2 separate regions of the Mus musculus genome follow, and region 1 is linked to region 2. The links are chromatin loops, found by intact Hi-C in ENCODE. Cell type or tissue: heart. All regions are shown on one strand. Region 1 overlaps Rb1cc1 (RB1-inducible coiled-coil 1). Region 2 has its middle 47 kb from the start of Alkal1.

The links. Peaks named below come from ENCODE experiments on the same cell type or tissue, not always from the same donor. Only the 100,000 strongest peaks of a DNase experiment are listed, where the experiment ranks them.
Region 1: a loop joins it to region 2, with 4 times the contacts of the local background. A loop is called at or near these places in 9 of 42 quality-filtered maps.

The regions. Positions count from the first base shown.
Region 1 is chr1:6,271,072-6,273,571 of GRCm38, reverse strand. Rb1cc1 (RB1-inducible coiled-coil 1) reads right to left here. Exons shown (of 24, transcript NM_009826.4): 23 at 801-871. Among named protein-coding and RNA genes, the nearest start is that of 4732440D04Rik, 56 kb to the right of the region's middle. In heart, a CTCF peak has its summit at 1,121 (motif pointing left); no DNase peak of the experiment used is centred here.
Region 2 is chr1:6,405,470-6,407,969 of GRCm38, reverse strand. No RefSeq gene overlaps it. Among named protein-coding and RNA genes, the nearest start is that of Alkal1, 47 kb to the right of the region's middle. In heart, a CTCF peak has its summit at 1,459; no DNase peak of the experiment used is centred here.

The DNA of each region.
Region 1 (2,500 bases), 130 kb after region 2:
CCTAATAAAAAATGGAAAAAAAAAAAAAAAAAAAAAGAAGGAAAGAGAAAAGGAGTCACTGAATGAATGAAACAAATTACAAGTACCCTTCTAGCACACTGCTTACTGCTAGAGTATTGAAGAGGAGGTGGAGTCTCTACTCTGTACCAAACTATAAAAGATAGGCTCCCGACCAAATGAGAATAAACTAATATTAATGAGTGTTGGGGGTGGGGAGGATGGTGTAGTTATCCCCCCTTCCCTGTCTACTATAGTCTAGCTATATACCCTGGATGCCCTGGCATTCACTATGTAGACAAGACTGGCTTCAAATGTGTAGCATCCCTCCTTCCCCTGCCTTACAAAGGCTTGGATAACATGTGCATATATTCATAGCCCAGGATGACTAGGAACTCAATAGATCCTTCCATCCCTGCCTTGGCTTCAAGTGCTCTGGTCAGAGGTATACCACCAATCCTGGCTTGTCAGTTTCGTTTTAGCCTCCAAATAAAGACTTGAGAGCATTTTTAATTTAATCAATGCTGTAGCGTATAAAAATGAGTACAGGCCAACCATACAAATCAAGCTCATTGTTGCTTCTAGTGCCTTCAACATGAGTTACACTGCCTGTTCTCCTTTATAGGCGGATGAACTGTTGGAAACCTACTTCTATCTAAAGATAATAGCAATATTTACTAAGTTTCTGGGTTAAACTCAATTTAATAAAATTCAAGCTCTAGGTGAACAGAAATCAGAAAACACTAGTAACTATTTCCATATACTAAAACCCCTAAGTGTACTATTACAGGGTTAACTCTTACCTTTTTGGCTTGACAGTATTCCTTTTCCATTACTTTCCCAAGGACCCAGGGTCTTCTAGATGCACCTGAAGCTAATAAATTGGTAATATATTTTCAAAGTTCATTCATGAAAAAAAGAACTTTAGAATCAAAACAATAATGGTGTTCTCAAAAGAATGTTTAATCACTTTAAAAACCAGTAAAATCCAAATTATTTATTGAAGAAAAAATATCCATGGTGTGTTCCAATATATAAATATGTGTGCTTTTTAAAATACTCATTCACGGAACACTAGTAATCTAAGTGATGAACCAATAACTGACTCAACACTGCCACCTACTGAAGGAACGAATGACAACCTCCAGACTTCTGAGTGGCTGGCAGTCGGTCAGTGTGTGAAGGAAGCTGTAACCAGTGCCTAGCACAGCAGCAGCAACACACACACAACTTGGACTCAGTGAGCAGTTAATAGTAAGAATCAAATGAAGTCTAGAAGTGGGCTTCCTGGGCAGGAACTGAGAACACCAATGAGAAGACAAGCACTTGGTTTTAAAATTCATTACTTTAGTAGTGTACATGTTTAGAAAAACATAAGAAATAATAGAAATAAGGTAAAATGTTAACAGGCAAGTCTGAGTAAATACGTGGGTTTGCATCATTTTCATCTAAAAATGTAAAGAGCTGGGATAAAATTTAGAGACACAAGACACTAGCTTTGATCCCCAAACTGTGAAAAACAAACACCCCTTAAATAAATACAGGAAACAAGTGAAACAGGAACAAGGCTAGAGGGCAGATGAATTGGGGCATAGTGCTCTATAACTGGAAACATAGCAGTGGATAGGTACAGGGAGATGAACCAGGAGTTCTAGATCAACCACGGATGCACGACAGTTTGCAACTGGTATGGGATATATGAGACTGTGTCAAAAATCCAAAAATATACAATAAGAAAAATGCTACCTATTTCTGAAAACAAATTTATCTTTTCACTTTTCATGGCTATATAACTGCTGTCACACAGACATTCTAAATAGGCCATCCATCAAAAGCCATGACGGGGTGGTCAAGTGACAGTGCCCTAGCCCATGAATGGGGTTTGACCATCAGATCATGTGAGGAAACTGATTTCCCTCTTCTTTTCAGGGCCTACGTCTGACTGCATCTGAGGAGACAGAGTACTGGAATTAAAGGCCTGTTCCACCACACTTGGCTTGGGGTAAACTAATTTTCTAAGCAGTTTTACTTAGTCTAAAAATTCCAGAATAGCTATTCTCTTCTCTTTGAACTCTTTAATGAGCTAATAAATAATGGGCATTGTTACTCAGCATGATGAACAAAGCTCAGTTTCTACAAAATAAAACTCCATAAAACAATAATGATGATGATGAATCAATGAACAAATGAACAAGATAGGAAAACAAATCATAACTAGTACAGGAAAGGCACTACTTAAACTACTCATCTGAAAAACACTGGTAAGATCTTTCAGTAAATAAGCATATATTAATTACCAACAAAATGAACATCAAAATTTTGATAGTAATTTTGCAATTACTAGGTTATATCATGTTTGAATATATATGCAGTGTGAGCAGTTGATCTATTGTAGAATATTACAGCCAAATTTATAATTATCAATTAAGTTCATAAAAATAGGTAGATAATGTAGACTTCATTTTTTAAATTTTATTATTATTCTTTTTAATTTTTCATTTCC
Region 2 (2,500 bases):
GATTTTGTTTTTGTTTTTCGAGACAGGGTTTCTCTGTGTAGCCCTGGCTGCCCTGGAACTCACTCTGTAGACCAGGCTGGCCTCGAACTCAGAAATCTGCCTGCCTCTGCCTCCCAAGTGCTGCCCAAATTGCCTCTTGGTCATGATGTTTATACAGGAATAGAAACCCTGACTAAGACACTTCTTAAGCATGACAAACAGCTTCACCAATTGGAGACTAAATATTCAAACATCTGCATCTATGAGGAATGTTTGCATTCAAATCACCATACTAAGTACTACGGAGAAGGATCCGTCTTAGCCTCTGAGGTATGAGGTCTGCCAGATGGGGAGCTACTAGAATGGATCTATCAGCCCCACTTGTCAGAATATAAGAATATTTTTAAATGGTCTGAGAGTGTTTCTAATTCCTTCAAAAGGCAAAGAATAGCATGTAGACCATCCTTGTTGGACAATGAATCCTTCTAATTGGGGGCTCTAGGGATTTTTATGAGTTGCTCTCCTTGCTTGGTGTAAGACATAAGGGTGGGCTGCACAGGAAAGAGGGGCTGTAAAAACAGAGAGATGTCCCTGTTTGTTAGATGCTGTTCGGTTTATTTTGTTCTCCTAAGACCTAAGATCCCAGCCTGACTCCTGACTTTTAGTGAATAACCTAGATTTTAGTTCATTTCTAATGTTTACAAAGGGTACTTAGTTATGCCTTTTTGTTTTGAAACTTTAAAAAGACTCATTATGTTAAAAGTGGAATAAAATAAAGTTTTGTGGTAAAACAAAAGAGAGAGAAGGAGGGGTAGAGTCAGTACCAGAGAATACTAACTGCTTCGTGTGATGCTCCTGGCTTAAAATACTTATTTACAGTTTTAAAAGAAATTTCTTACCTGAATGAATGTTCTTGTACTTTGTGATTCAGCTATTGACTTCAAATAAAAGTGACGTCTTCAATAAAACAAAACAAGACTTCCAAGCCCCATATTGTACCGGGACACCTGTGTCTGTTCCAGCTGTCCTCATACCAACCACCTGAAGGTGCCAGCCTCAGTTAATCACCAATGTCCCTACTCCAGGTCATTTAGTCATCTCAGAAGTTGAACTTGAGTTTGAACTGGAACATAATTCCGAGGCCTCAAAATTTGTCACAGAATAGTCTCCCAGAGTATGGTCTCAGATGCTGCAAGTTGTAAACTAGGAAGTGATCTACTGTCTCTATTTCTTTGGGCTTCCAGGGGATTCTGACACACTAAAGTTTCTGAACCATTGCACATGGCGCTATGACTTCCCTAAGTCCTGTCAGAATCTGCTTAGCTCTTCTTTCTGAGAGCAAAAAGGTACTCAGAATAGCGATTGTTAAGTACTGACTTTCTGTTTCAAAATGAAACTACTAGCACAGAGAAGCCCATCTGGAGTTGTTGGTGGCCACAATGTTTCAGTGTTTTTAAGTCTGACAGCGAGGCGCCACCGTGTGGAAGAAAGATGACCCTACATTAAAAATAATTCCCGCAGTGATCAGTTGACTTCCCAGTTTTGTTTGTTGTTTGATCTTTATTTACCGCAATAGTTTATACACAGTGGGGAAATGATTTTGTAAAAATGAATAACTAAAGAAGACATTAAAAGTACACAAAACATACAATGTATTCTTAGAGTGTAATTGCGGTTTCATGTTTCCTCACATCTGTCTTCCTTCCCTCTGGGGCCAGTGACAACATGCAGACTAGCAGGACCAGGAGCTGGAGCAGCAATGTGCTGCACAACCGAACAGAAGTGAAATCTGCCTTCCTGGAGACCATCCCCTGTACAAAAATGTTTCCCTCTGCAAATGGCTTCCTTTGTCGGACTGCTGAAAAACAGGTCCATGTGCCAACAGAAGGAAGGAGCACGGGTTCAGAAAATGATTCTGACCCATCGACTTTCACACTGAGCTGTATCTAGTGTTTATTCAAACTATCATTTGTTCCATGTAATTTTCTATTTGTTTCATTTCCATCGTGCATAAAGAACTCAAATTCCAAACGCAATCTGAGGCTATGAATTACGTGGATGTTTAAAGACCTGTCTACACTTGCTTTTGTCTGCTTTGTTCTTTGTGCTTGTGTTTGACATCTTGGTGCCACTTACACAAGCCACAGTTAAGTGATGAAGAGCCAAAACCCTCAAACAATAAGTAAAACAGAAAACCTTTGATGTTGTCTTTTGTTTATTTACTTTATTTTTGTTTTGTTTCAAATCTAATTGAGACAAACCAACAAGAAGAAGAAATCACCTAGGTGCTGTCTGGTCACCCTCTCTGGTCAACATTCCAGAAATAGACATAGATATAAGTGTTATAGCTAAATGTTAAAATCATGTCCAGAAGAATGAGGAACTGAAATTTGGAATAAGGGTTTTCTATTAACTAGTTGTCCAAAAATACATTTTAGAAACTAACGGAAGCGAATGGCAAGTGATCACAATAATAATTATCTAGAGTTTACTGGGCTCTAGTTGTATTCCTCCTCATTAT